Regions from separate parts of the Homo sapiens genome. Here region 2 is linked to region 1. A link is an interaction called in ENCODE POLR2A ChIA-PET data of the cell type or tissue named here. Cell type or tissue: MCF 10A. All regions are shown on one strand. Each heading gives the region's core, and the rest is flanking DNA. Links, peaks and the distances in the headings are about the cores only. Region 1 has its middle 76 kb from the start of LINC00330. Region 2 overlaps LINC00330 (long intergenic non-protein coding RNA 330).

What was found. ChIA-PET counts read pairs that join two places held together with the same protein. Peaks named below come from ENCODE experiments on the same cell type or tissue, not always from the same donor. Only the 100,000 strongest peaks of a DNase experiment are listed, where the experiment ranks them.
Region 2: POLR2A ChIA-PET joins it to region 1 with 5 read pairs; 3 of 35 experiments call an interaction of 5 or more read pairs at or near these places.

What each region holds. Positions count from the first base shown.
Region 1 is chr13:44,725,089-44,741,288 of GRCh38, forward strand. No RefSeq gene overlaps it. Among named protein-coding and RNA genes, the nearest start is that of LINC00330, 76 kb to the right of the region's middle. In MCF 10A, for the core only: no CTCF peak of the experiment used is centred there; a DNase peak (open chromatin) is centred at 9,353.
Region 2 is chr13:44,784,235-44,800,434 of GRCh38, forward strand. It overlaps LINC00330 (long intergenic non-protein coding RNA 330), which reads right to left. Exons shown (of 3, transcript NR_038433.3): 3 at 15,270-16,200. Among named protein-coding and RNA genes, the nearest start is that of LINC00330, 17 kb to the right of the region's middle. RefSeq lists an enhancer at 15,295-15,794. In MCF 10A, for the core only: no CTCF peak of the experiment used is centred there; no DNase peak of the experiment used is centred there.

The DNA.
Region 1 (16,200 bases), core at 7,872-10,371:
TGGTAGACAGAATGTGGGGTTGATGACCAGGCCAAGCTAAGGAAAACTCAGGTGGATGGGCATGAGCAGGCTTGTTTTCAGATTTGAATAGCATTTCAATACCTTCAAAACCATTTTCACTTGTTCATCACCCTGCTTTTCACCACCAATGAAATGTGGCTATTCCATTCACCTCTGGACACTTTAGGTTCCTCTTTGTTTTCCTCCTTGTACCCCTCTCTCTCTTTTTTTTTTTTTTTTTTTTTTGAGACGGAGTCTTGCTCTGTCGCCCAGGCTGGCGTGCAGTGGCGCGATCTCGGCTGACTGTAAGCTCCGCCTCCCGGGTTCACGCCATTCTCCTGCCTCAACCTCCCGAGTAGCTGGGACTACAGGCACCCGCCACCGTGCCCGGCTAATTTTTTGTATTTTTAGTGAGTCGGGGTTTCACCGTGTTAGCCAGGATGGTCTCAATCTCCTGACCTCGTGATCCGCCCGCCTCGGCCTCCCAAAGTGCTGGGATTACAGGCGTGAGCCACCGGGCCCGGCTTTTTTTTTTTTTTTTTTTAAAGACAGAGTCTCCCTCTGTCGCCCAGGCTGGAGTGCAGTGGCAGGATCTCGGCTCACTGCAACTTCTGCCTCCCAGGTTCAAGCGATTTTCCTGCCTCAGCCTCCCGAGCAGCTGGGATTACAGGTGCACACCATTGCAAGCTAATTTTTGTATTTTTAGTAGAGATGAGGTTTTCCTGTGTTGGCCAAGCTGGTCCTGAACTTCTGAACTCAAGTGATCCTCCCACCTCGACCTCCCGCAGTGTTGGGATTACAGGGTGAGCCACCGCGCCCAGCCAAAAGCTAAGTTTACATATTGTACAAGTCATAGTAAGAATAGCCAGGTGTGGTGGCTCACGCCTGTAATCCCAGCACTTTGGGAGGCCGAGGCGAGTAGATCACAAGGTCAGGAGTTCGAGACCAGCCTGGCCAACATGGTGAAACCCCATTTCTACTAAAATACAAAAAAATTAGCTGGGTGTGGTGGCACATGCCTGTAATTACAGCTACTCGAGAGGCTGAGGCAGGAGAATCCCTGGAACCTGGGAGGTGGAGGTTACAGTGAGCTGAGATTGTGCCATCGCACTCCAGCCTGGGCGACAGGGTGAGACTCCGTTTCAAAGAAAAAAAAAAAGAATAAACATGGACATCTCTACCAGATTGTCAGTAGATGGTTTTTGTCTGCTCACAATCTCCTTAGGGAATAACAAACACTTCTCCCTTTCCTACACCATATGGTTCAGGCATGATTCAACACGTGCTTTGACTTAAAAACTGGACACACAGTTTAGGTTGGGCAATCAGAGAGATTGTTTCAAGGATGGGCAGAGCTCTCCCCAGGATTTTTCTGGAATGATTAAAAAACAGCCTCTATGTTTTGTTTGCCAGCTGTAAAGATAATGTAACACTGGAATCTTGGTGGCCATATTTGCTACTGAGTTAGAAGGGAAAGAATGAAGGCAACACAGGAAATGTGGAAACACAATGAAACCGCCATTGCAAAATTATAACTGAGAAAATTATTACAGTGAAAGAGATCTGACCTAACCAACCCCATCTTGCTTCTGACCTCCAAGCTGTCCTCCTTCATTCCTGGGCACAGGCCGATCTAACTTTGGGAGGAACTTAGTTTATAGTTTAACTTTGAAACAGAAATGATAACAGCCCTTTCCTGAAACGAATCCCCCTCCTGTATGGGGACAAGACTACCCTTGTAGGACTAACAAATTAGCTACAAGATTAGAAATTACGGTTTGGGAGTCATGGAGCTGGAGGCTACAAAATTCTGACCCTCCCCAAATTGCTCCTGGGGATAACGTCACCATTGTAAAGCCCTGCACTCGCTGCACCAGCTGGCACCACCCAGATTGATAAACTGGCTCATCTAGTCTTGTGGCCCCCACCCGGGAACTGACTCAGCACAAGAAGGCAGCTTTTACTCCCTATGGTTTCATCTCTGACCTGCCCAATCAGCACTCCCAACTCACTGGCCCCCTACCCACCAAATTACCCTTAAAAACTCTGATCCCCTAATGCTCGGGGAGACTGATTTGAGTAATAATAAAACTTCCATCTCCTGTACAGCCAGCTCTGCATGAATTAAAAACTTTCTCTGTTGCAGTTCTGTCTTGATAAATCAGTTGTCTAGGCAGTGGGCAAGGAGGACCCATTGGATGGTTACAAATTTAAGGTAAACTATTATGTAGGAAAATACTGTGTTTTTGATATGTTCTCACACCACAACAACCATCTGAAACCGCCTTTGCAAAATTATGACTGAGACAGTGAAAGAGATCTAACTTAACTGACTCCATCTTTCTGCTAACCTCCAAGCTGTCCTTGTTCATTCCTGGGCATAGGCTGAACTAACTTTGGGAGAATCTTAGTTTACAGTTTAAACAAAGATGGTAACAGCCCTTTCCCAAAGCAGACCTCCTTCTTGCCTGGGGACTAGATTGCCTTTGTAGGACTAACATTAGCCATAAGATTAGAAATTATGGCTTAGGAGTCATGCAGCTGGAGGCCACAAGATTCTGACCCTCCCTAAACTCCTCCTAAGATCAGTGCTTGAGGTATTTTGCAGACCCTGCACTTGATGGATCAGCTGGCCCCACCCAGATCAATAAACTGGCTCATCTGATCTTTTGGCTCCCACTCAGGAACTGACTCAGCGCAAGAAGACAGCTTCGACTCCCTATGATTTTATCTCTGACCAATCGGCACTCCTGGCTCACTGGCTTCCCCCACCCACCAAGTTATCCTTAAAAATTCTGCTCCCCCAGTGCTCAGGGACACTGATTTAAGTAATAATAAAACCCCGGTCTCCCGCACAGCCGGCTTTGCGTGAATTTCTCTTTCTCTATTGCAACTCCCCTATACTGATCTGGGCAGTGGGATAGGTGAACCCCTTGGGCGATTACACATCAACACAGAAAAGGATTTCTGTGACTAAATATTGTTTTTTTTTGTCTCCACACACCAAGTAGCAGACACCAGCTAGGTGTTCTCCAACTGAATTCCAACACTATCGACCTGGAGATAATATCACATCCCACAAATTGGGGGCCTAGTCCCCAAGACTGCTCCCTATACCCCCAGGCACCAGTTGCAAGTCTGGGCCTCAGGAACTCCTGACAACTAGTTTCAAATTGGGGTTCCCACGACTCCCTCTTTGCCTTCTAATAATTTGCTGGACTGGCTCACAGAACTCAGGGAAACACTTTTGGTTACTAGTTTCTTTTTTTTTTTGAGACGGAGTTTCGCTCTTGTTGCCCAGGCTGGAGTGCAATGGCATGATCTCGGCTCACCTCAGCCTCCGCCTCAGCCTCCCGAGTAGTTGGGATTACAGGCATGTGCCACCATGCCCAGCTAATTTTGTATTTTTAGTAGAGACAGAGTTTCTCCATGTTTGTCAAGCTGGTCTCAAACTCCCAACCTCAGGTGATTCACCTGCCTCGGCCTCCCAAAGTGCTAGGATTACAGGTGTGAGCCACCATGCCCGGCTGGTTACTGGTTTCTTATAAAGGATATTACAAAGGATACAGATAGGGTGAGGTATGCGGAAAGGGGCATGGAGATTCCATGCCCTTCCTGGGTGCACCACCCTCCAGGAACCTCACATGTTCAGCTATCCAGAAGCTCCCTGAACCCAGTCCTCTTGTTTGGTTGGTGTTTTGTTGTTTTGAGACAGGGTCTTGCTCTGTGGTCACCCAGGCTAGAGTGCAGAGGTGCAATCACGGCTTGCTGCAGGCTTATCTCCTGGATTCAAGAGATCCTCCCTCCTCACTCTCCAAAAGTGCTGGGATTATAGGCATGAACCACTGTGCCCAGCCCGTCTTGAGTTTTTGTGGAAGCTGAGTGATGTCAACATTCTTCCTGCAATGTTTTGTCTGGGAAGGGTCCTAAGCCCCACCATCAGAAAGGTGGGGAAAGATTAGTCTTGCTTTGGGGTAGGTGAAATGAGGACAGGAGAAAGTTGAGATTTCCTGGGGCCTGCCCCTGAGGCCTAATACATTCAAGATTATAACAAAAGACTGTAAAGGGGACTATGGAAGCAATGAACCAGGAACTGTGGAGGAAAACAAATATATATCATAACACCACAACTATTATAATAACATGATTTGGGCTCCTGGATCCAGCTCCCAAAATTCATCCTTAGATTTCCCAAGAGCCTATAATTACCCGTTTTTGCTTAAATACGTTTGAATTGGGTTTCCGTTGTCAGTGGATTTAGGTAGACCTTTAACATGAAACACCAAGCTGTGGGCAAGGTATGAGGAATCTGGTGAGGCGCATGTCCGGACTATCGGAGATTTACAGTGGAGCACCATCTCCCCAAACATTGCTACTACCTCCGTCTGAGAAGAGGCAGGCAGTGAGAACAAGCCGAGCTGAGCCTCTGGCGGTGAGGACCTGGCTAAATCCAAGCCAGGAGCACTGTGGGCCAAGGCTGGACAGCCCTCACCTATGGACTCTTGTCACTTCCAGGTACTGCCAAATGCACCTCAGTGGGGGTGAGGAAGTGGGCGGAGGCACTTCATGCTGACCCGAAAACAGACCCAAATCGCCCTTTCTGTGCCTGGGGGGCATGAACCTCCACGGCCCCAAACTGCAGTTGCAGAGGCAGAGTGGCAGGTCGACATTTCTGTTCTGTTCCTCAAATCCTTGGGGACTCGAGGTGTCCCCAAGGTGTTTCTGTTCCTCAAGTTCTTGGGGAACTTTCACTGTGTTCTTCCAGCTTATCGATTCTGCCTTGAGCAGCAGCAGGCAGGTGTGCAGGGGGTGGTTGGGAGGGGAGCCCCCCGCCAGCATCGAAGTGCTGATAGATTAGTCAGGAAAAAGAGTTGCTGCCTTCATCTCCCCTTGTGGGCTTTGGCCTCTTTCTCCCAATTGTCCTTTGGCAGAGGTGCAGAACGCTGATGAGATACCCCTTGGACTCCTTCCAGAAGAGTCTCCCATTGAGGCAATTAGGTGAGAGCTGACGACAATTTAGCGAGCACGCAGCGATGCCAAGGGTCTCCCGGATCAAGAGGCAAGTCTCAGCTCTGCTACTGATGTGCTTCTGAGGGGGTGGTCTCAACGAAACTAAAACAAGAAATCACCCTTCCTTTTGTAATACACTCCAGGATGTCTAAAAGAGTGCGGTGTTTTAGTGATGTGTCAGCGCACAATGAGGAAAATGTACTTTGCAGCATCCACTCCATTTCCTGGTTCCTACGACGGGTTTGGCAGGAACCACATCATGGACAAACAAATCATGGTAAAATATGTTTTTAAAGTAAAACAGGCTGGGAGCGGTGGCTCACGCCTGTAATTCCAGCACTTTGGGAGACCGAGGTGGGCGCATCATCCGAGGTCAGGAGTTCGAGACCAGCCTGACCAACACGGTGAAACCCCTGTCTCTACTAAAAATACAAAAATTAGCCGGGTATGGTGGTGCATGCCTGTAATCCCAGCTACTCGGAAGGCTGAGACAGGAGAATCGCTTGAACCTGGGAGGCAGAGGTTGCAGTGAGCCAAGATTGCACCATTGCACTCCAGCCTGGGCAACAGAGCAAAACTCCGTCTCAAAAAAAAAAAAATAGTAAAACAAAAAAAATTAATATTATGAGAGAACAATGACAGTGAGCTTTTTCATGGGTGACCACTATGTGGCTGGTGCTTTCATTGATGACTCCTCCTTTCTGCAAAGTAGATATTATTCCCATTTTACCAATGTGGAAAATGAGACTCCAAGCAGAAAGCAAATGAGATTGCATCTCTCAGCATGTGGTGACTCTCCCTTCCTATGGGAGCTTGCCCTTCTGCCTCTATTTTCTAACTGTCCTTAAAACTCTGAGTAAGGAGCCTCTTCCTCTCCACATTGGATTGTGGTAGCTGGCACTGTTTCTCCAAAATGAAACCAACAGCAACTACCAGAGAGTCACATTCATGCTAAGGTGATCAGCTGGCTAATTGCCACTTCTCTTTCACTGCCCCATGGACCTTGAATGTTCAATCACATGGTTTTTTGTTTTTTTAATTGTGGATACACACACACACACACACACACACACACACACATAAATTTACCCTTGCAACCATTTTTTTCGTTTTCCTTTTTTCATTAAAAATTTTTTTTCTATATTATTTTAGCTTACAGCTCAGCAGCAGCCAAACCGTTTAACCATTTATTTAGCTAGAGTACAGTGGTGTAATCATAGCTTACTGCAACCTCAAACTTCTGGCTCAAGCAATCCTCCTGTCTTAGCCTCCCAAGTAGTTGGGACTACAGGTGTGCACCACCACACCTGGCTTGTTTTTAAGTTTTTAAATTTTTTTGTAGAGATGGAGGTCTCACTATGTTGCCCAGGCTGGTTTCAAACTCCCGAGCTTAACAATCCTCCCTCCTACATCTCCCAAAATGCTGGGATTACAGACTGGAGCCACCGTGCCTGGCCCCAGACCATTTAAAAATGTACAGTTCAGTGGCATTAGTACATTCACATTGTTGTGCAACCGTCATGACTGTTGGTCTCCCCAAATTTCTCATCTTCCCAGAAACTCTCTGCCCATTAAACACTAGCACTCCATTCCATCTTCCTCCAGCCCTTGGCAACTACCATTCTGCTTTCTGTGTCTATGAATTTGACTACTCCAGACACTTCATATATTATCTGTATGTTAATGGAATTGCACAATATTTGTCTTTTTGTGACTGGTTTACTTCACTTAGCATAATGTCTTCAACATTCATCCATGTTGTGGCATGTGTCAGAATTTCCTTTCTTTTTAAGGCAGAATAATATTCCACTGTGTGTGTATGTCACATTTTGTTTATCTAGTTAGGTATCTGTGGGACCAATCTACTTTTGAACTCTAAGGGACAGAAAAGCCTTCCTTATTTTGAACTCAGTTTTGTTTCCTTCTAACTTGTGTTCACAGGTCCTAGTTTTGCCCTTCAAAAGATACACAAAGAAAATTGAATCCCTTCGCCCATGTCAGTGCTCCACTTATTTTAGGACAATTTCCAGGTTGTCTCTAGGACTTTCCCTTTCTGTGCTATGAAATGAGGCCTGAGGACACGTGCCGAGTGCCTACGGGCTGCTTGAGACGGGAGATACCTTTTGTCCATTCATTCTTCATCTCATGCTGACTGAAGCCTTAATGCCACTCACTCCACACAATGGCGCCTGCCTGGAGAACTGGGTGAGAGGGTCGTTCATCTTCGTAGTCTCACCCCGTAGCAGGAGGGACTGGCAGAGCCTCCTAGATGCCACCCCTCCCAGGCAAAGCTTCAGCCTGCACCCCTGGACCAGGGCTAATAACATCAGCCACTGGCCACTTGACATGTTGCTGAGAGATTTCCCAAACACACATTCCCATCTTAGCAAATTAACTCCAAGAACACAGTGAGGAAGAAGATAAGTTAAAGGAGAGATGTCTAAATGAGAAACTAAACTCGGTCTTCCTGAGACAGCCAGTGCCGACGGCTTGCGCTGGGTGGAAAGGTGAGATTTCATCACTGCTTCTCCCCAGGGCTGGCAGGGGCAGATCAAGTTGCCTCTCACTCCGGCCCCACCCTGAGGAATGGACTCATGGACACTGCAGGGCTTTCTCTCCTCTGATATCTTTGAGTCAAGGCGCCGTGTTGACCAAGTGGGTCAGATAAAGGACTACAAAGCCATTGTCCGAATTGCCCAGGGAGGATGTGGCCAACATTCCTAGGTGTGTTTGGAAATATGGCTGAGACAGTAGGTGCCAAGTGAGAGACGCTGGCAAAGTAAGCCTACATTTGGAGACCAGTGGTTCCCTGCTGTCACAGGGGACTTCGGAATAAATCCCTTCCAACCCACTAGCACACACGCTGCCACACACGACCATAGATGGTGAATCCTGCACTCCCAACTCTCTCCCGGTGGCTTCTACAACAGGATGTTGTTTATTACAATAGAATTAATCTGCTTTTCCAGAATTTAGTAATCCATCAATTGACAAACTTCCCTGATACATACTTTTAAGATTCTAGAAAAATTCAACTCATTATTATACATTATTCACTTCCCAAATCAGTGAAAACTGCATGTGATATGTTATAACCATAAAATTATTACATCAAGCACTTATGGACAAAAGTTAAGTCACAAAATAGGTGGAAAGAAGAAAACAATTATATTAGAAGACTTAACCTAAGGAAGTATGAAATTTAGCTCTGAGCTTCTGCAGTAAAATAGAAAAGAGGCAGGCGGATCACTTGAGGTCAGGAGTTCGAGACCAGCCTGGGCAACATGGTGAAACTCTGTTTCTACTAAAAACACAAAAATTAGCAGGACGTACTGTTGCATGCTTGTAATCCCAGCTAGTTGGGAGGCTGAGACGTGAGAATCCCTTGAACCCAGGAGGCAGAGGTTGCAGTGAGCGGAGATCTTGCCACTGCACTCCAGCCTGGGCAACAGAGTGAGACTCTGTCTCAAAATAATAATAATAAATAAATAAATAAAATATAAAAGGGAATAAAAGCGACATATGTGCCATTATTTAATGCAAGAGAGCATACAAATTCATCTGGAGAAGTTGCCTTGATACATTTCAAGTAAGGATTGTTTATAAAAATAGAATTTAGAGGGCTGGGTGCGGTGGCTCACGCCTGTAATCCCAACACTTTGGGAAGCCGAGGTGGGCGGATCAGAGGTCAAGAGATTGAGACCAACCTGGCCAATATGATGAAAGCCTGCTTCTACTAAAAATACAAAAATTAGCTGGGCGTGGTGGCATGTGCCTTTAGTCCCAGCTACTCGGGAGGCTGAGGCAGGAGAATTGCCTGAACCCGGAAGGCGGAGGTTGCAGTGAGCCAAGATCGTGCCACTGCACTTCAGTCTGGCAACAGAGTGAGACTCTGTCTCAAAAAAAAAAAAAAAGAATTTAAATTTAAATATAACTTTTTAGGGATTAATCTACTATGTATAGGAGACCTATCTGTATATGTGAGTGTATCTCTGTGTATGCATAGAAGTACATATCTATTGTCTATAGTCTCTTTTTGTATATATATTTCAGAGATTTAAAACAAAACAAAACCGCTAGGAACCTTTGCAAGACCTCATCTGTTTCAGGTTATGGGAATGGCTGCCTATAACAGGAAAGAATCTGGCAGGAGGTTGGGGTATGGTAATCTCATATCCCCCAGGGCATCTGCACACTCACTCTGTCTTGCTAGGTAGCTGAGCTGATGCTACACAAGCCTGGCTGTTTCAAAATCTAGGGCCCTTGTCTGCTAGTGGGGTGAATGGGGACTCAGTCTTGCTGCTCCAAGGCCAGGATCCAGGTGCTTGTGGAAAGCTCTTTGGCACCCAGATGTCCTGCCCCAGAGTGTTGCTGTCTAAACTTACCTGTGGGCCAAGCCTGGCATATGACTGGGTGCCTGCTCAGCTCCCATTTGGCACTCCAGCTCCCTGCTGGCCCTGGAACCCTGCCCCAAACCACAGCTGCCTGGCTTGGGGCCTGACAATCTGCCTCCTCCTTGCTGGAATAACCTCTCTCTCTCTCTCTCTCTCTCTCTCTCTCTGGAGGGCAGGAACTGGTCACCATACCCTTCCCTCGGCTGCTGAGAGGGGTCCTGCTTCCACCCTGATGGCCTAGACAGGCCCCACCCCCATGAAGCCACCTGCCTGTGGTGAATGTTCCTCTGTTCGGAAATCCTAACTATCCCATGCCTCCTGCATGTTCCATCTCTCTGATTAAACCCCCTAGAAGGTTAGACCCAAGTACACCAAACCCCTGAGGAGTCATGATGTTGATTCCAGGCTGTCCTTAGAAGCAGCTCAGGCCAATCCTGGGTCCTCCCCTCTTCCCACTGACCCACTGTCTAAAAAGGTCATGAAAGCAGATGGATGTCTCACCTTCCCAGAAGATGGTCCATGTGGAGGGTGCAGCCAGGTCCCCTAATATCAGGAGCGTGTTGTTTGTACGATGATGACTATAGAGGGGCCTGCTCCTCTCTCCCACAAGTTGAATCAGGAGGGTTTTCAAAAGGGTCAAAAGTGAGCACATTGCATTGGAGTGAACAAGGTTTGCTGCCCCGCCTGGCCATGCTGCTGTAGAGTAATGGAATGTTGCACCATCACTCCCACCTTGGGAAGGACAGGTAAAGGCCCCCTCTGGTCCTATCCTTTAAGGTGGGGAGTGCCTGAGAAAGAGCTGAAATATTTCCTGACTCTCAGGGGCATGCTATAAGAGGAGAACACTTTGGGATCAGTTCTCAGATAAACCCAAGGTTGGGGGCAGGGAACGGTGGGCTGTAACAGCCAATCATGTCCCATGGAAGCAGAGTTTCCTGGTGCCCCCAGCAATGGGCACTGCTGGCCAAAAGGAGTTGTGATCTTTGGGGCGTCATCAGGAAACCCTGCCTAGTCCAGCTTGTGGGGTATAAGATCCCTGAAGCTGAGGGGTCCTAGATAGTACCAACCACCAAGGTAACCACAGCTGGTGACTGCCATATGTAGCCCCATCTGCTTGAAAGAAAGAGATGTCTGTGACTGAGCAACATCAGGCTGTCTGAAGCAGTTCTGCAGTGTCTGGCTTATAGTGGGCACTCAGTATACATCCACAGCTTCCACCCTCCGGAGACCCATGAAGCTGACACGAAGAGAGGAGGATGCCCCTCCTGGGGTTGGCAGATACCACGCGGGGGCAGCCCAGGGCTCCTTTGGGTGAAGTGGAAATTTGCCCCCTCCCCCATACCTCCTGCTGAGGCCATGTCTCTGGGAGGGACTTTGAGAAGCCATCACCAGTTTTCTCTAGGTTCTTGACTCTACCTTCCAGTAAAATATTCCTATGGAAACTGAAGAGACAGGAACTTTAGGGTTTGCCCGTGGAGGCCGAGGCCAACTGTGAGAAAAAAAGCCTTGTTGGGTCACTGCGGTTTTGCTCTTCAAAGCACTGAAACCGCTTTAGCCAGGGCCTCTCTTTTCTAACTTAAGTTGCAAGTGCCTGGATATTTATTTTCAGTTTGTGATTAAAAAGTAGATAAAATGAATAAATAGTGAACCACATGTCTTAAATGACCTTCAAATAGAGTAGTAACAAAAAATAGTTATATAAAGATATACATCTCATTTTAAATGTGCCAGAAAGATAACCAAAATAGAAAGAAAATTCATTATTCAGGCCAAACAAGACAAGGAGTGATTATGGACAACTTAGTTATTTTCTTAAAGGAAGAATGACAGATGCACTGAAGCCCCCACCTGCAGTTTTTTGGCTGGGGTGCTTTAAGATGGGGAAATACAAAAACCAGACTCTCCTGGCCCCTTTTCTCTAGAGCTACAAAAACTCCAGCACTGACTCTGTGTATCAGCTGAGGTTTCTATTGAGAAGAGGCAGCTGTGTGGCAAGCAATTCTGGGTCGAGGGCTGTGGAGGACTGGAGGCCACTGCCTTCACCATGGCTCAGAGGCCAGCTGCTGGGGAGCCACAAGGAGAGGGGCCCAGGCATGTGGACAGTGGTCACAGGAGAAGCTTCTGGCAGGACAGGAGTAAAAGGAACAAGGTAGTTATTAAACAGCAAAAATAGTTTCAAAGCAATTATGCTAATTGTTTTAGTCTGTTTAGGCTACTGTAACAAAATGCCTTAGACTGGGTGGCTTCTAAACAACAGAAATTTACTGCTTACAATTCTGGAGACTGGGAAGTCCAAGATCAAGACATCAGCAGATTTGATGTCTGATGAGGGCTTGCTTCCTGGTTCATGGTTCACAGATGGCACCTTCTTGTTGTGCCCTCACATGGTGGAAGGGAGAGGCTAGCTCTCTGGGGCACTAATCTCATTCATGAGAGTTCCACTCTCATGACCTAATCATTGCCCAAAGCCCCCAGCTCCTTATACCATCACCTTATGGGTTAGGATTTCAACATATAGAATTGGTCGGGAGAGAACATAAGCATTATGTCCATTGCACTAATGCTATCCAGATTAGAAAAGATGACCACTAAAATAATAGTTTTTAAAAACCTATATTCATTTTTAAATCATTGTGATATGCACCTGGAGAACGATTCCCCAGGTTTAGTATTTACTCATGCATGGAAATTGGGAAAGCAAGCAAAGAACCTTAGCAGTGCTGGTTTTGGGACTGTGGTCCATGGGCCCCTTCCTTGCATCCCCCAGCTGGCTGCAGAGTTCCAGATGCTTCCTACCCCCAGAACTACTCAGTCAGAATCTCTGAGAGTGGTGCTCAGGAATCTGTATTTTTAAGCTTGTAAGTATAGTTCTTTTGAAAACCATTAACCCGAAGAACAAAAGATCAAACTGTTAACATATATCTCACCGTTAATCTGGCAGCCAGGTCACTGGAAAACGCATTGAATTTGGAATCAAAACGCTTGGGTTAAAATTATGCTACCTTAAGCCTTGAGCAATTCACTTAATTTTCTATGGCTCCAGTTTTTCTCATTTGCAACATGGAAATTCTCCCCAGAGTTGTAAACATTAATTGGCGAAGAATGTGAAAGTGTTTGCACTGAAAACTCTAAAGGATCATATAAATGTTTATTATTATCATCATTAATAACAATTGGTATCAGAAGTTCCTACCCATAGTGTCAGCATCCTGGTCTAAGCCACCATCATCTCTGGTCTAGACTACTATAATGACTCCCTAAAGTCATTTTCCCTCCCTTTCCCTTCTATTTCCTACTCCTCTCTTTATACATCTCCCTTACTAAGCCCTTCAAATGCTTTTCATTGCCCTTAGGATATAGTCTAAAATCCTTAAGACTAGCTCTGACTAGACCTGATTGAATGAGAGAAGGTAGAATTGAAATGCAAAGGATTCAGAGTATCATTGGCTTCCTGGCAAAATATACCTAGGCTTTATTACAGCTTTTGGGAGCCCCAGATAGCCAAGACACAGCACACTGGATGGAGCCTCTGGCAACACCAGAAGCCCCAGGGAAATGGGACAGGTTTATAGGTAAAGCCAAGATTTCTCAGGCACAGCTGTGGGCAGCCCTATTGAAGAAGGAGAAAGATACAATATTAAAAATTTAGACTTTGGACTGTGTGGGCCTAAATAAATTATTCTAATTTGTAGTGTTTATAATAACATGATTAAATATAATTTAAAAGGCTAAAACTACATTTAATTTATTTTTAATATACAAAGATACTTGCTGATGGCATTTTTACTGATGGAAGTATTTTTCCTTTTTTAAAATAAACTTTTTATTTTAAAACAGTTTTATATTTACAGAAAAGTTGCAAATAATAGTACAAGGGTTCCTACCCATCCATCAGCTAGTTTTCCCTGAGGTTAACATATTGCATTACTATAGTACATTTCTCAAAAGTAAGAAGCCAATGGTGGTAAAGTACTGCTAGCTAAACTCCAGCCAAGGCAAGGCAGCCACAGCTGAGTGCCTTTACTCAGATTTCACCAGTTCTTCCACTAACGCCCTTTTCTGTTCAGGATCTAATTCAGGATCCCACCTTGCATTTGGTGGTCCTCTCTCCTAGTCTCTCCTTAGGGCTGTGACAGTTTCTCATATTTTCCTTGTTTTTGATGAGCTTGACAGTTTTGAGGAGTGCTGGACAGGCATTTTGTTGAAAGTCCCTCCACTGGGATTTGTCTGGTGTTTTCTCATGACTTGGCTGGATGACAGTGTTTTGGGGAAGAAGAAAGACCACAGAGGCGAAGTGCCATTTTCATCACCTTATATCAAGGGTAACTACTGTTAACATGATTCATCACTGTGGATGCTGACCTTGATCCAGGTAGTGCTTGCAAGTCCCTAAGCCAAGCTCCCACACTCAAAATGTGTGTATGGTGGCAAGTGTGGGAGGGGGGCTGAGCTTTGCCCCCTGGAGGGGGAATATCTATGGAAATTATTTGGAATTCTTCTGCACAGAAGAGTTGTCTCTTTCCCCTCCTCCCCCTGCCCCATGTATTTATTTCTTCAATAGCTTATTTATATTAAGATGGACCCCTGGATATTTATTTTATACTTTGGGTTTGTAATCCAATACTATTTACAGATGATCCTCAAATTACAATAGGGTTATGTCCCAACAAACCCATTGTAAATTGAAAATCTTAAGTCAAAAATGCATTTAATACCCCCAATAAATCAATCGTAAAGTTGAAATCGGAAGTGGCACCATCATAAGTAGGGAAGTGCCTATATTTTCCTGCTTGTATTGTTCCAGCTTTGGCCACCAGGAGCTCTTCCAGGCTATCTCCTGTGCCCCTTTGAAGGTGTCCCTTCCTTACTTTTGCTCTTTGAGCCCTTCCTTACTTCTAGCACCATGAGACGCTCCAGGCTCATCTTGCATTTTTCCTGCCCCAATCCTAGAGTTGGCCACTTTTCCAAGGAGCCCTGGTTCCTTTTATTGGAGAATGGTGTTAGAAACGAAGACCTGGGTGCTGGGCATAAATTAGCGTATTAGGCTGTGTTTATGTTGCTTAAAAGGAATACTTGAGACTGGGTAATTTATAAAGAAAAGAGATATTATTTTGGCTCACAGTTCTGCAGCCTGTACAGGAAACTTGGTGCTGGCATCTGTTTCTGGTGAGGGCTTCAGGAAGCTTTTAATCATGACGAAGGCGACGGGCAGCCAGCATGTCACACGGAGAGAGCGTGAGCGAGAGAGAGGAGGAGGTGCTATATACTTTTAAACAACCAGATCTCACAAGAACTCACTATCCAGAGGACAGTACCAAGCCATTCATGAGGAATCCGCCCTCATGACCCAAACACCTCCCACCAGGCCCCACCTCCAACATTAGGGATCACATTTCAACATGATTTGGTGGAGACAGACATCCAAACTGTGTCAGTTAGATTTTTAAAACACTTCTTAGCATTTATTTTTAATTATAAAATTAATATACACTCTTGGAAAAATTTTCCTTCTTTCTGTTTGTTTGTTTGTTTTTGTAGAGACAGGTCTCACTTTGCTGCCCAGGCTGATCTCAAACTACTGGTCTCAAGCAGTTTTCCCATGTTGGCCTCCCAAAGTGCTAGGATTGTAGGCATGAGCCACCACTCCAGGTCAAAATTTCTGAACAACATAGAAATGTACCAAGTTAGACATGAAAAAGTCCCTGGCAGGGTGTGGTGGCTCACGCCTGTAATCCCAGCACTTTGGGAGGCCGAGGCAGGTGGATCATGAGGTGAGGAGTTTGAGAGCAGCCTGGCCAATATGGTGAAACCCTGTCTCTACTAAAAATAACAAAAATTAGCCAGGCATGGTGGCACGCTCCTGTAGTCCCAGCTACTCAGGAGTCTGAGGCAGAAGAATTGCTTGAATCCGGGAGGCAGAGGTTGCAGTGAGCCGAGATGGAGCCACTGCACTCCAGCGTGGGTGACAGAGCGAGATTCTGCCTCAAAAAAAAAGAAAAAGACCCATCTGCTTTTTCTGCAATCTACTTTCCAAAACTAAACTATCATTTAGGGTGTACTTAGGGTTTTTAACAATTTATAAACGAATGCATCTTTATAGTACAACATTTGAAAATGATTAAAAAGTATACATCAATAAGATTTCAGAATTTTTTGCACTGTTTGTAATGGGGAAAATGAGAAAAAAATGTCCTTTATCAAGAATCGGAGATCAGTTCTAATCTAATCTCTAACTCTAAGAACCTGGTAAAAAGTATATAAAATAAAGACATTTAATTATATGAGAAAGTGTTCACAATATATCTATTCAATGAAAAACAGCAGATTACAAAACACTACGTACAATATTTATTCCTTCCTTTTTGTAAAAATAAAATTAAAAGTATTGGCACAAAAAAGATTAAAAGAACAAGTATCAGTATGTCATAGTGATTAATTCTGAATAATGCGGTAATTACAGGTGATTTTACCTTTCTTCCTTTTCTTTAAATGCATTTTCCAAATTCTGTACACTTAACATGCATTACTTTTGAACTAAGGAAGCAAAGTAATACAGGCAGTGCTTGCTTTACACAATATTGTGTTAACTGAAACTCTGCATATTGAAACTGTGACCTCAATTTACACTGTTCTGTGATAGGTATAGTTATTTATATTTTCTTAAATTATTTATTTATTTATTTTTGAGACAAGGTCTCACTCTATCCACCAGGCTGGAGTGCAGTGGTGCCATCTTAGCTCCCTGCAATCTCTGCTTCCTGGGCTCAAGCGATTCTCCAGCCTCAGCATCCCCACT
Region 2 (16,200 bases), core at 5,791-8,290, 57 kb after region 1:
TAAGACAATGTAATGGAAACAAGCAATCATAGGACAATATAATAGAGTTTTAATGACCATTTGAAGAAAATTCTATGGAAGCACAGAAGATTTATTTAAAAGTAGTTCACCATATGCAGTCAGCATTTCTGAAATTTCTGCTGTATTCCCAGCATTGTGCTAGGCATTTGACAAATACTTATTTGCTCAACTCTCACAACTACCTCATGAAGTAGGTTTTATTATCCGTGTTTACAAATAAGTAAACTCAGACATGAAGTTGATAAGTGGCTTGAACAAGGTCACACAACCAATGGGTGGTAGAGCTGGGATGGAACCTCAGATATGCAAGGTTAGGCTAAAGTCCATGGTTGTTCTAGCTTACCAACTAAGCTGTTGTAAGGTAAGTGTTCTTCTGGTCCTTTGCACAATTAGAAAACACCAACACAAATATCGTGTATAAACAAGGCTTCAGATCTGTCTGTTTAAGGTACCTCTGGCCAACTGTATGAAGAAGCAGGGTCATGAGGCCGAGTCATTGTCTAACTTGGGGAATAACTTACTTAGATATTTTGCTGCTCACTCTTTTTTTTTCAGCTAGGGTTTATAATTCCTCTTGTTCTTTAGGCTGACACCAGTTTTTATGCTTGATAATTGTGTTTAATAGTTTATCTTCTCATATTTAGTGTAAGTTTCTTGCAACTGTGGTCCTTTGGGTTAATGTATTTTTCCCTATCCTCTTATCACATCAAACAAGGAGTCTTGTCGGTTAGTTGGTGTGGTTTTATTTGCCATTCCCATGATGAAGGTTCTAGGGCAAAGCCAAAGCATGATCAATAACATTTATAGCACATTCTAAGGAAATAAAAACATCAAACAGGCTGGGTGCGGTGGCTCACACCTGTAATCCCAACACTTTGGGAGGCTGAGGCAGGTGGACCACTTCAGCTCGAGAATTCAAGACCAGCCTGGCCAACATAGTGAAATGATTTCTCTACTAAAAATACAAAACTTAACCGGGTGTGGTAGCGCACACCTGTAATCCCAGCTACTCAGGAGGCAGAGGCAGGAGAATCACTTGAACCTGGGAGGTTGAGGCTTCAGTGAGCCGAAATTGTGCCACTGCACTCCAGCCTGGGCGACAGAGCAAGGCCCTGTCTCAAATAAATAAATAAATAAATATCGCAAAAAAAAAAAATCAGAAAGGAAAATAGAGAAAAACATCAAACAAATAGGGAACATTTTCAGTAGACTCTTTTCAGGAGATGCTTTGGGACTGCTCTCCAGCAGGATCAATTCTGGAGCTTGGCTTGTATGTCCTACATCACTAATGGGAAATGCAGGAGAGAGCCTAGGACTGTTAGCGAAGAAGAGAGAAAAGGGGCTGTCACTGATGGAGCGCATTTTGGCAGCATGGAACCAAAGCCATGAATACAAGCCTGCTTCTGGGCTCAGCAGTTTCATTTCTAGGAATCCACTCTAAAGAAACAATTAGAGAGTGTACAGTGATTTGCATATCTTTAATAGCAAAAGGAAAAAACCCTTTAACAGTTTGACGATGAAAAAATTATGTCAATAAGTTATAATACATCCATACAATGGAATGCCACATTAACAACTTCATGTTGTAGAAAAATATTTAAAGACATAGAAAAATGTTCTCCATATATTTTAATCATTTTATAATAAAATGTTTGAAGCATGTAAAAAGTAGCAAGCCTATTATAACAAACTCATTATCCAGTTTCAACAGTTATTTATTCATGGCCAATCTTATTTCATCTACAATCACACTAGTTTCCCTATTCCTCCCTCCCTGCACCACACTGAAGCCGATCCCAGAGTTCTTAATGCTTTCATAAATATTTCAGCATGTATCTCCAAATAATAAGGCTCTTTTAAAACACAAAACCACAATACCATTAATACACCTCAAAATTGATGATAATGCCTTAATATCAATATCAAAACAGTGTTTAAATTTCTTCGATTATCTCAAAATGTTGTGCCTTTTTTTAAAAAAGTTAGTTTGTTCCAGTTAAGATCCAGATGCAAGGCCAGGCGCGGTGGTGCATGCCTGTAATCCCAGCACTTTGGGAGTCTGAGGTGGGTGGATCACCTGAGGTCAGGAGTTCAAGACCAGCCTGGCCAACATGGTGAAACCCCCGTCTCTATTAAAAATACAAAAAATTAGTCGGGCATGGTGGCACATGCCTGTAATCCCAGCTACTTGGGAGGCTGAGGCAGGAGAATTGCTTGAACCCAGGAGGTGGAGGTTGCAGTGAGCCAAGATCATGCCATTGCACTCCAGCCTGTGCAACAAGAGCAAAACTCCATCTAAAAAAAAACAAAAAAAGCTCCAGATGCAGTCCATACCTAGCTTTTGCTTACTAGGTCTCAGAAGTTTCTTTTAGTCATTAGGTTTCACCATCCTATTTTTCCTTGCAATTGCAATTTGTTCAGACCAGGTTATTTGTCCTGTAGAGTTTTTCACTTCCTAGATTTTGCTAATAACTTCCCCCATGATACTTTAAACAATTTCCTCTGTGTCCTGTATTTCCTTGACTTGATATGTACTGTTGGCAAAAATACCACACATGTTGTTACAGGCTGAATTGTATCTCCTTAAATTTGTATGTTGAAATCATAACCCCTAGCACCTCAGAATGTGACTGTATTTGGAAATAAGGCCTTTAAAGAGGTCATTCAGTGAAAATGAGGTCATATGTGTGGGACCTAATCCAATATGACTACTGTCCTTATAAGAAGAAGAGATTAGAACACATACGGGTACAGAGGGAAGGCCATCTGCAAGGTGAAAGAGAGGCCTCAGAAGAAACAAACCCGGCCTAAATCTTAATCTTGGACTTCCAGCTTCCAGCGCTGTGATAAGATAGACTTGTTATTTTAGCCACCTAGTCTGTGGTTCTTTGTTACTGCAGTCCTAGCAAACTAATGCATCAGTAGTATTGTACTCTGATTAGAAGGCACATATAATCCATTCTTGAGTATGAAATTCTTTAGTTGGGGAAAACCATATTACAAATTAATTTTTAAAAAATCTATGAAATAAGAATGGTGGCCAGGCATAGTGACTCACACCTGTAATCCCAGCACTTTGGGAGGCTGAGGTGGGAGGATTGCTTGAGTCCAGGAGTTCAAGGCCAGCCTGGGCAACACAGTGAGATCTCGTTTCTGCTCACACAAAAAAGAATGGCGATCAGATCGGACCACATTATGTACTGGACACTATGCTAAACACCTTACATTCGTTATATTACTTGATCCTTTCACCAGCCCTGCAAGGTAGGGATTATTGTTGCCATTTTTAAATAATGAGACAATTCAGAGAGATTTAGACATCAACCCCAGGACACACAGCTAGTAAGGAGCAGAGCTGAGACTCAAAGGCAGCTAACTTGACCGTCTGCCTGCAAGTTCCAGGCTGCCCACGCATACGATCACCGAGAGTTTAGGTGGTATCAACTACAGCTAGGGGCCAGCCAACATTGCCAAACCCAATCTGGAGAAGAAAGCAGATTGGGGAGAGAGCTCTCCCAGTATGGAAATGAGGAGTGCCTCTCTGGTGTACTGAGCATCTGAGGTCTCCACCCTGGTTTTCATAGTTCACTCTGCAGTTGCTGGCAGCTGTCTGCTGGTGGCTGCTGTAATGACCATAGCAGGGGATCATCGGGGAAAATCACCACGGCATTTTCTTTCACAGACCTGCTGCCCCTTCCCCTCTTCCCCTGTACCCACTAACGACCCTGCACTTCAGGCACACATTCATGGCTGTTTCCTTCTGTTTTCATTTCCTTTGGATCAGATGTCTTTTTCAATTCAAAATGAAGAAGCAGTCAATGGAAGCCAATACCGTGTTGAGGTTAAAAGCGCTGGCTTTGGATTAAAACTGACCCAGATCAGCATCCCTGTTTTGTCCCTTTAACGGAGCAGCTTGGGTGAGGGCCTTATTTCCTCTAGGCCTTAGTTTCCTCATCTTTAAAATGGAGTTAACCGTAGTACCTACCTCACAGGGTGGCTGGTGATTAAATGAAGCAATGCATACAAAGCACACAGAGGCTGGAATTTAATAAGGCAGCCTTGAAACATTAGCCCTGAAAGAAAAAAAGATGGTAGAGACAAGTGATGGGGGTCAGGACACCACAGAATCCCCTATCTCTGCAGGGGGTGAGATCCAACACAGAAAATCAGGTCAAATGATTCTGGGTGACTTGGGCACTAGCAGTACTTGACCAGAAAGTTGCAGGCACTCCTGTCTTCCTCATACAGGCCCTCAGGTTACATTGCCCATGCTTTGCAGAGACTTCTTAGCTCTCTTGTCACTCAATCAGCTCTGGACAAATGGAGTTGACTCTGGAAGCTACCATCTGGGTTCAGTTAACTAAATAGTAGTGGATCTGAGAAAGAGCCTAGAGCCAGTTTTTTGTTTTCCCATGAAATTCCTGGCCACTAGCTTTGACCAGCAATTGGAAATTTCAGGTCTGGTAAGCATGTTAGGCTTTATCTTATTATGTTAGGCTAGGTCAGGGTTATCTCCCTTCTCCAGTGGAAAAAATGCATTATATTTAGGACAAGCCTGCTGTGTTGATGTGACTAACCTGTGTTGATGGCACCCAGTGTGATGCAGTCAGGGCTGGCCTGACATCTTCTCTCCATTGCCTTCTGTCTACTGCTCCGGCCCAGACCACATCAGTGCCACCAGCTTCTTCAGACCCTGCTTGCTCTCCTGCTTGTTGGCTTGATCACACTTGATCAATCCCAGTATGGTTTTGTCTTCTGTCTTCATGGTGGGCTCCGTGGTTGAGGAAGCATGATGCTGACACTGGTGATCAAACATGCCTGTCTAGGGGTACTCAGGCAAGTAAAGCTCAGCCCAGGAATACCTGGAGCCTCGGGCTGCGTGACGGCCTCCAGATCATCTTCTTGTGGGTGTGCATGTTTTCAGTATGGCCTTTAGGGTTTTCAAGACCTTCACTCTGCTGGGGTGGGGTGGGAGGTGGAGGCTGGTGCAGAGCTACAGCTTCTTTTTTTACTTCTCTGCTTTTTCTTGAGAAGAGTGTGAACTTATATGTTTAAAGTAACCAATTCCAGAAAAGAGAACTATGTTGTTTTATCTGATGCCCTACAAATGCCATCAAAACCACGTATTCCTGCTGTTATAGGATCTCTGGGGTGTCCATTTTTTTTGGCCGGAAACCTCTGTGGCCATGACAACTTTGCCTGAGTTCTTGTCCTGCATCCAGGAAGAATAAGGTACACAGACAAGTGAAGGGTGAAGAAGAAGGGTTTTATTTAGTGTTAGAACAGCTGAGAGGAGTGGTAGTTCCTCTCTGTAGGCAGGCCATCCAGTCCAGTTGAGTGTTCAGCTCTTAGCAGAGAGGAGGCCCTGGAGAGGGTGGCTCCTCTCCACAGCCGAGTCATTTGGAAGTCTCTGCAGGTCTCTGAAGCTCCCAGCAGAGAGGGTAGCTCCTCTCTGCTGGTCAGTCATCTCTGCAGCTCTCAGTGGAGAGGGTACTCCTCTCTGCAGCTGCTCATCCTGTCCGTAGTCTCTTTGACCTTTTTGCCCTCTAGCCACCCTCTGGCCTGTTCTGGCTGAGCCCAGGGCTTTTATGGACCTCAGAGGAAGGAAGTGCCTGCAGATTGGTCCATGGGTGGCCATGGGCAGGCCCGGAAGAGGCACCATGAGTCCCCACTCCAGCCCGCAGGACTGGCAGCTTGGCCCCCAACCTTCAGGCCCTCCCTGGCCTGAAGGTGGGGCCTTACTGGGAACCCCCAGCCCCTTCCACCCAGGACTCTGTCTGCCTCCAGCTGCCATTCATGGTTCCAGGGCTTGGCCCCAACCCTGCTCTGAGATCGGAGTGGGTGCGGGGAGCAGAGAGAGGCCAGGCAGTGGGAGCAGACACCCCTGAGCCTGCAGGGATGGGGGTGGGGTCCTTCCTGGGGCACCTGAGGGTGCAGGCTGCGCAGATACCTCGGTCCTGCACCTGGGAGGGTGGCTACAGCTGCACCCAAAGCTCCTGCCCTGCCAACTCTGAAGGGGCAGGACTCCCGCTTGTCCCCAGCTCCTGCCTGCTTCCTGGAGCTGGAGACCCAGGTCTGCTGCCACAGGTGCCAAGGCTGCAGCTACACTGCTACACCTAGGAGGGTAGATCCTGCCTGTTCCCAGCTCCCCCAAGAGTACAGGGAGGCTCGGATACACAGCTGCAGTTTGGGTGGCTGTAGCTGGGCCCAGGAGGGCGGGGCTCCTGCCTGCTCCATAGAGCAAGAGGCAGGTCTGGGTCTGCAGCTGCGGTTTGGGCAGTTGCAGCAGAACGGGGAGCTCCTGTCCCACCTCAGAAGGGGTGGGGTTTCCACTGGCTTCATGGAGTGTGCAGCCCTAGCCATGCCTCCCTGCTCACTGCTAATCTTTGCTGTTCATAGCTTGGGGAGTTTAAGATTTAGGAGGGAAATAGGTAGTTTTTTCCCCTGGGTCATTTTTTTAGCCTTTAATTCTTCTATTTTTTATCTATCCAAAGAGAGACCAATTCATTTATTTTTTGGTTGGTAGATTTGAGGGTTGTCTTCCAAGTAAAATGTTAAAATAAGAGTGGCAGTCACAATGAAATAATATTTTATCTTATGAAAATAATTTTCAAGATATTTACAGTGAATTATGTGTTACATTTCACCAGAAATGCCCTATGCCACTTTTAAAAAAATGAAGTGATGAGCAGAGCATTGAAGGTTTTAATGTTTGATTTACTTCTGTCAACAGCAATATTTCAGATGTACCAGTCTCCTGTCCAAGAATCCCCAAACACAGGGCATCGACTGCCCAGCAAAATAGAATGAACCCCTTATTCTCCCCTCTGGAGGCTAAGTTAAGAAAAGTGAAGAACTTCGTTTGGTTATTCAGTCAGTTCAATGAAGCCTAGAGTGAAGAAACTAAACATATATATATATATATAGCTTCTGTTAGTCCTCAGTATTAAAAGTTAGCTTTTTTGTAAAAATTTTTCATTTTTATAAACTTCTGAAATGTAATTTAAATTTTCCTCTTTGTTGGTCAATATTATCTAATATTAGCTAATTATGTTACTTTATTAGCAATATTAGCTATTTGTGTTGCATGATTAGTCCTTTCATTGATATCACATTTTTTCAAGTTACAGACTTATATCTGTATCTGGCATCTGCTATGGTTTAAATGTTTTTGTCTCCTCTAAAATTCATGTTAAAACTTAATTTTTAATGCAAGAGTATTGGAGGATGTGGGTCATGAATGGGATTAGGGATTAATCCTTTATAAAAGGACTTGATGGAGTCCCTGTAACAGTTGGAAGCTACCTCTTTGCCCTGCTGCCTTCTGCCATGTGAGGACACAGCATTCTTCTCCTCTGGAGGATGCAGCTTTCAAGGCACCATCTTAGAAGCAGAGATTGGACCCTCACCAGACAACTTAACCTGACAGCGCCTTGATCTTGGACTTCTTAGCCTCTAGAACTGTGAGAAATAAATCTCTGTTCTTTTTAAATTACCCAGTCTCGGGTATTCTGTTATAGCAGCACAAATGAACTAAGACAGCACCTAATTCTACCCATAGACCAATATTTCTCCTATTATCCTTGGTTAAGTCTCTAGTGTTGTTTAAAAACTCCTCATACAGGCCAGGCCTCATATAGGCTCACGCCTATAATCCCAGCACTTTGGGAGGCCAAGGCGGGTGGATCATGAGGTCAGGAGTTCGAGACCAGCCTGGCCAGCATGGTGAAACCCTGTCTCCACTAAAAATACAAAAAATTAGCCGGGCATGGTGGCACATACCTGTAGTCCCAGCTACTGAGGAGGCTGAGGCAGGATAATTGCTTGAACCCAGGAGGTGGAGGTTGCAGTGAGCCGAGATCGCGCCACTGCACCCCAGCCTGGGCGACAGAGAGAGACTCCATCTTGAAAAACAAAACAAAACAAAACAAAAAAAACAAAAAGCAAAACAAAACAAATAAAACTCCTCATGCACGAAAAGAAAAGGGAACCAACAGACATTGCACACCAGTATGTGCCAGGAAACCTACCAGGCATTTATAAACATGACGTCAGCAAATCCTTCCTGCCATCTATAAGGAGGCTACTTTTATTCTCATTACATGTGAAGAGACTGGGGCTCAGAGAAATTAAATAATAACTTACCCAATGTAATACAAACGAATAAGATAGTGGAATTGAATTTTGACCCATTCTCCAATGCCAGTCTTCTCTAATGCTAAAGTCCATGCTGATTTTAAAAAATATTTTTATTTGTAGCCTAAATTCCTTACTTCTCCCAGAAAAGCAAACACTTAGACACAATGAACCTCTTTAAAGTTCAAGTAAATACTTGGCCTCTCTAAGAAGTTGGTCTTTTCCATAAAGGATCCAAAAACAAGTTTGAACACTTGCAGAATACAATTTTGAATTCTCTGTTATATGCTAGATAAGTGCTAGGTTTTGCTAACTGTCTAGAATGTTGATAGCAAATAGTGCGATTTGGTTTAGGAATTTTTACTTCTCAAGCACTATCATAAGTGATATTTCCAAATTTCTATATATTATCCTACCTCTGATAACGGTAACATAGTGTCATTGCTCCCATTCTAGAAGTAAAAACAAAACAAAGCAAGACAAAGAGTTACCAAAAATGTGGATAACTTGGATTAAGGACTTGGTTATATGCATGAAATAAATTATTGAAAAGTAGACTGGCAGTGGAATCTAGATTTCCCAATTTCTGGTTCCATACACATTCTTTTTGACAGTAGTCTCTTTCTAGATTATTTCATGAGCACAAATTATAATAGTGGGACTTCTGTTTTAAGAATGTAACCTGTCATAAGGTTTAATTGTTTGACCAAAAAATAATGATTTACTGTCTTGCTATGTTCAAAATATTTAGGATTGGGATTATGTCTATATGAGACTCCATTTTCCTATTTAAATATGCTTTTATTTGCCCCAGTGACCTCCCTCTTAATTTGTATGGCCCTATTCACTCTATATGGTTTCTTTCAAAAAGGACATCTGGGTGTGGGGCTTTAGGCTAGATACTGAGGCCTATATGAAATAATTACAGTTGTTGGTAGGTGTACTAATCCATTTTCACACTGCTTAAAAGAAATGCCCGGCCAGGCATAGTGGCTCACACCTGTAATCCCAGCACTTTGGGAGGTCAAGGCGAGTGGATCACTTGAGGCCAGGAGTTCAAGACCAGCCTGGCCAACATGATGAAAGCCCATCTTTACTTAAAACACAAAAATTAGCTGGGTATGGTGTCACACACCTGTAGTCCCAGCTACTCAGGTAGCTGAGGCAGAGGAATTGCTTGAACCCAGGAGGCAGAGGTTGCAGTGAGCTGAGATGGCACCTCTGCACTCCAGCCTGGGTGACAGAGTGAGATTCTGTCTCAAAAAAAAAAAAAAAAAAAAAAAAGAGAAATACCCAAGACTGGGTAATTTATAAAGAAAAGAGGTTTAATTGATTCACAGTTCCACATGGCTGGGGAGGCCTCAGGAAAGTTACAATCATGGTGGAAGGGGAAGCAGGCACATCTTACATGGTGGCAGGCGAGAGAGAGAGAGACTGTGTAAGCAGCGGAAATGCCAGATGCTTATAAAACCATCAAATCTCATGAGAACTCACTCACTACCACAAGAACGGCATGGGGGAAACCATCCACATGATCCAATCACCTCCCACCAGGATCCTCCCTCACATATGGGGATTATTAGGATTACAATTTGAGATAAGATTTGGGTGGGGACATAGCCAAACCATATCAGTAGGCATTTGTTAAAAGTGAAGAAGCTCAGGACATGGCCAGAGGACCTTCACAGACAGCTCACCCTCTCAGGGCGGTGCCTAGGAACAGTTGTCCAGGGGCCCAGATCACATTACTCAATATTGAAATGGCTAGATTGTTCCATCTCATCAAAGGAACAAACAAAGAAGAGAAAACAAAACTAAGGACAAGTGTAGGATCTGCAGAGGGAATTGGGTGAAACAAAATATAGGTGTGCAGATTCACATTGCTGAGAGTCAGATAATTCAACTCACTAAGGTAACAGAGATGGCTTGGATAGCTTTTATTATTTTTCTCACCATCTCGCATAGTTTTGCAATTAAAAAATAATCTAGGAGAAGATAAGAGAAAATACTAATCTTAGTCTGCTGCCTGGTGATGTGGGACCTAATAAATATTTGAGAAGGAAGATGACTTTGCAGCGTTATAAACAAGAAATTCATTTTAGAAGCTGTAAGACCTGAGTCCTGTGTACTTGTCCACCCATGTGGGAGACATGGCCATGTGGCACCTGTTGATGACTGTCAGTCTTCGCCAATAAACCATAAGCTCCATAGGGCAAGGCCAAGATCATGTGTGTTTTGTTGAAAATCAATCCTCTGGGCTATAGTAAGCCTTCACGGTTGAATGAATGTATTGAATGAATGAATGATAATGTGTCTAGAAAGAAATATGTAATTAAAATATTCAGGTGATTTTTACTTTCTTTGTGATAGTCTCTGAATTTTTCTTTTAACAATAAGTATTTGTCATTTTTTTGTTTGTTTTGTTGGCATTTTTTCAAAGCATTAAAAGATTCATTTCAAAAAGAAGAGACAGAAATATATACAATACTTTTAGGCCCAAAGGAGAAAACACTTCTTGTCAAACAGCCCAAATTCTAAGAAAACTGTCTGCACAAAGATCTTCTATCAACATTATCACCAAAGAGAGAGAGAAGAGAAGAGAGAGTGGGAGCACTTAGCCAGAAGGTCAGGACAGCAACTCTACCTTTTTCCCAAGTGGCTCATGCCTTTTTGTAGGGGAGACTTCAGTCTGAAATGTTGCACCCTACCCACCAGGAGATCCCCCTACATTAGACTGTTAGGCCTTCCTAACAGCCAGATAGACAGCTTCACAAAGCAGTCCAATGGAGAGTTGTAGTAGTCAGAGTTCTTCAGAGAAACAGAGCCAATAGAAGATAATATATATAGATAGCGATATATAGAGATGTAGAAAGAGATATATAGAGATATATAAAGAGATTTATTATAAGGAATTGACTCACATGATTATGAAGGCTGGCAAATCCCAAGATCTGCAGGGTGAGTCAGCAATCTGGAGACCCAGGAGAGACAATGGTTTGGTTCCAGCAGAATCTGAAGGCCTGGGAACCAGGAAAGCTGATGGTGTAGTTTGAGTCGAAAGGCAGAAAAAAAGCTGTCCCAGGCCAAAGGCAGCCAGGCAGAAGGAATTCCCTCTTATCTGTGGAAAGGTCAGCCTTTTTGTTCTAACCAGGCCTGCAACTGATTGGATAATGCCCATCCACATTTGGGAAAGTGTTATGGACTCAATGTTTGTGTCCTCCCAAAATTCATATTTTGAAATCCTTACCCCCAGGATGATGGTATCAGGAGGGAGGGAGGCCTTTAGGAGGTGATTAAGTCATGAGGGTGGCACTCTCATGAGTGGGATTAGTGCCCTTATAAAAGAGACCCCAGAGCACTCTCTCTCTTTCCACCATGTGGGGATACAAGAAGTTGGCAGTCTATAACCCAGAAGAGGTACTGCAACCCCAGAACCTGACCATACCAGCACCCTGATGTCAGACTTCCAGCTTCCAGAACTGTGAGAAATAAGTTTCTGCTGGTTTTGTTTTTGTTTGAGATGGAGTTGTGCTCTTGTTGCCCAGGCTGGAGTGCACTGGCACAATCTCAGTTCACTGCAACCTCTGCCTCCTGGGTTCAAGCAATTCTCCTGCCTCAGCCTCCCAAGTAGCTGGGGTTACAGGTGCCTGCCACCACGCCTGGCTAATTTTTTGCATTTTTAGTATAGACGGGGTTTCACCATGTTGGCCAGGCTGGTCTTGAACTCCTGACCTCAGGTGATCCACCCACCTTGGCCTCCCAAAGTGCTGGGATTGCAGGAATGAGCCACCATGCCTAACCAGTTTCTGCTGTTTATAAGCCACCCAGTCTATTGTGCTTTGCTATAACAGCTTGGCCATACTAAGACAGAGGACAATCTACTTTAAACATTAGTCATATCAAAAAACACCCTCACAGAAACACCCAGAATAATATTAGACCAAATATTTGGGCATTCTGTGGCCCAGTCATTGATGCATAAAATTAACCATTACAGGAGTCATTTCAAGGGCTGGCACCTCCATTTCTACCCATGCTTCATGGTAAAGATTATTCAAAGGGCTTGGGAGACTATCTTTTTTCTTTTCCTATATTGTTCAGGGTTTGCAAGCAACAGAAACCAAATCAGGTTGATTTATGTAAAAAGGTATCTGTTGGAAGGATATCAGGTTGCTGGCAACATGGATAGAAGGGCTGGCGAAACATGATTTTAAAGTAGCAGGTATCCAGGGAAGCTAGCCTGTAGAAACTAGCTTGCCAGAGCTCTACCACCACCAACTTACACACGGCCCCACCACTGGACACTAAAGCCACACAGCTGTCATTGCTAAATCCATGCCATGGCTGTGAATCAAATCTGATCATTTGTCTGCCTCTGTGTCCCTCAAGGGTCAAAGTACCTGGTGGGAGTGTCTGATTGGCCCAGACAGGTCGTGTGCCTTTATCCTGATGCCAGAGGGATGGGAGAGGAAACATCGTCTTTCCATTCTGTCTTATTTAGTGGAAGGTAAAGGCCTGTTTCCGACTTATAAGAATGGAGGATTCTCCACAACCAGGAAGTGGATTCAGATACTGGGAAGCCAAAGTAGCAATTATGCACTGCAGTCCTGTTAGAACTGACCTGCTTTTCATGTGGTCAGTGCTTAGAATAAAAGGAACTCAAGGCAAACACGCCAATTAGTAAGCTTGGCACAGGGGATTATAATCAGAAGCAGGAAGCAACATCTGAGAAAGGGCATTTGGCTTGCTTTTGGATGACTTAGTGTTTGAGACCCAAGCAGAAACTTTGGAAAGAGTCCCTTCATCAATTAGCCTCCTGAAAAGTACTTAGTATACATTGGTTATGCACCTGGTGTGGTACATACAAAAGAACAACCCTTGTGAAATAAACAGGCCTTTCAGCCTCTCCACTTCTCCTTGGCATACTATGTTCACTTAGCAGGACAGAAAAAGGAGGAAGCTGTCAGAAGCTGGCCCCTTGCTCTGTCTGGAGTTTGTTTCCATTAATTCCTGTACTTTCTGGGCTTTCTCTCCCTCTATGCTCACAGGTCCCAGTTCCTGGATCAAAACTTGGAAGTGAAATGAAGCTGAGTAAGGCTTGAGTGAGTAGCCACACTCAGTGGTCTCACTGTATGGGAAAGATTCTTCACCTGTTTGAAAACAAGATGCCTTTAAAAATCTAATAAAAGCTACATCCCTCCTGCACCCTCCCCACCAAAAAAATTCATGTCTTCTCAAAAGACATTTCAACAAATTTAGTTAAATAATCTAATTGACTTTTACTTGCGATTCATGAATCAGGCAGCATCTCGTCTAAAAATAAAGAGGTGCTATGCCAGGCATGGCAGATTAACTAGCTTTTATAAAGCAGCTGAGCAGGAACAAGGAAACAGCATAATACAGGAAATGAATTGGTTAACATCAGGTTACTTTCCTTGGAAGTATTAAAGCGGAAAAGACTTCCTTATCATCTGGCCAAAACTGGCCTGTTTGGAGACTTGGCTATTCTCTCTCCCACCTGATTTCTCAGAAGGTCACTTAAAACAATTTACTTTCAGCTTGGTGAAGTGGAAATTTAGCATCAGTGACTCCATTTTGGTTTGGTCTGTTGGGGTGTAATGCAGGAGCTAAGTCCAAATCAATGGTCTCCTATAAATTTTGTTTAACACTTCACAAAACACCAACAAATTTGCAAAACACTTGAGAAACTTTACAACTTTCCTGAAACTCAAAAGAATCTAAGAAACAAAGATTAATAATTGTGATCTAAAATTAAGAAAAGAAGAGTTTCCATAAATGTATCTTCCTTCCTTTACCTTTAAAGCATAAAACCTGGAGGAAAGGCCATCTTTCTGCAGGAGACGTCTAGACTCAACCACCTTCTACAGACAAGAGTCCTCAGAAACAAGTTCACTAACAACCCTTTTTTTTTTCTTTTTTTGTTTTTAAGTTCACTAACAACTCAACGAAATTTCCTCCTCCTCCTTTATCAATACTCCAAGACAGTCATCCGCTTTGCTGCGCTGCAATTTTAAACTGTTCAACTGTTACAAACTTAAAATTCTCTGAATACTGTATTGCGTTTCAATAGAGTAGAATGGCTAGTCTATTAGAATAGAATGGCTTTTAATCAAGTAATTTCCTTTCACGGGCCACATTTCTCATCATCTGGGCTAGAAAGAGTCCCTTAATCAATTAGCCTCCTGAAAAGTACTTAGTGTACATTGGTTATGCACCTGGTGTGGTACATACAAAAGAACAACCCTTGTGAAATAAATTTCAAAAATCTCAGAAGCACTTTTTTTTTTTTTTTTTTTTTTGAGATGGAGTCTCGCTCTGTCGCCCAGGCTGGAGTGCAGTGGTGCAATCTCGGCTCACTGCAACCTCCATCTCCCGGGTTCAAGCGATTTCTCCAGCCTCAGCCTCCCAGTAGCCGGGATTATAGGCGCCTGCCACCGCACCCAACTAATTTTTGCATTTTTTAAGTAGAGACGGGGTTTCTACCATGTTGGCCAGGCTGGTCTCAAACTCCTGACCTCAGATGATCCGCCTGCCTCGGCCTCCCAGAGTGCTGGGATTACAGGCCTGAGCCACCGCTCCGGGCTGCATTTTGGATTCTATTATTGCCCTCATTCTCCAATTCAGCCGCTTAGCAAGTTCTATCAATTCTTCCTTTAGAATGTTTCTAAAATCTGACACCTAATTTCCATGTTTTCCTGTTCAGATCTTTATAGTCTCCTATTGTCACTGGTAAACTGAGTTTTTTTCCCTACTTTGTATTGGTAGCAAAGAAAGAACATTAATTGTAAAAAGCAGTCGGATTTTATTCACTAGCCAGAGAAGGCAGAACGCGAACTCTCACTCTAAACGCACCTTCTCCCCGAACAGTAGAAGGCATGGGGTTTCTTTTTTCTTTCTTTCTTTCTTTCTTTTTTTTTTTTTTTTTTTTTTTTGAGGCGGAGTCTTGGTCTGTCGCCCAGGCTGGAGTGCAGTGGCGCGATCTCGGCTTACTGCCAACTCCGCCTCCCGGGTTCACGCCATTCTCCTGCCTCAGCCTCCCGCATAGCTGGCACTACAGGCGCCCGCCACCACGCCGGCTAATTTTTTTTTTGGATTTTTAGTAAAGACAGGGTTTCACCGTGTTAGCCAGGATGGTCTCGATCTCCTGACCTAGTGATCCGCCCGCCTCAGCCTCCCAAAGTGCTGGGATTACAGGCGTGAGCCACTGCGCCCGGCCAGGCATAGGGTTTCTAAGGACTGGGGGAGGCAGGGTGTGTTTGTGGGGGGGTGCATGTAGGGAGGAATGTTAGCCTGTACAGGGTGGGACTCTAGGTGTGCAGAGGCAATTCATAAACTTACGTCTTCATGCAACCCATGTTCACAAAATGGCAGGGAATTTTAGCATTATAATGATGTGTTAATGATCTGAAGGCAACTAGGGGTCGCCAGTTCCAGTTCGTGCCCACTTGTGGGGTCTTAATTCCCTCTAGTATCTGGTCAAGGGTAAAAAAGCTCTGGTGCCATCCCAGGCCATCTGGTTTCTTCAGCAGTTGTGCCTGTAGATAAAGGGACTGAAGAAAACCAGTCAGAAAAAAGGACTCTCCCAGTTATTTCATCATGGGTGCCCTGGTAACAACACCCGGACACCTGGACTACTACAACAAATTTTTTTTTTTTTTTGAGACAGAGTCTCACATTGTCCCCTGGGCTGGAGTGCAATCACACCATCTTGGCTCATTGCAACCTCTGCCTCCTGGGTTCAAGGGATTCTCCTGCCTCAGCCTCCCGAGTAGCTGAGATTACAGGTGTGCGCCACCATGCCCAGCTAATTTTTCGTATTTTTATTAGAGACAGGGTTTCACTATGTTGGCCGGGATGATCTCAAGCTCCTGACCTCAGGTGATCCGCCCACCTCAGCCTCCCAAAGTGCTGGGATTACAGGAGTGAGCCGTAATCCCGTGCCCGGCCTCCAACAAACTTTTAATTACACTCTACTCTCTCCATTTTCATCTTCCTCCAACCTGTTATATTTTACTCAGCAGA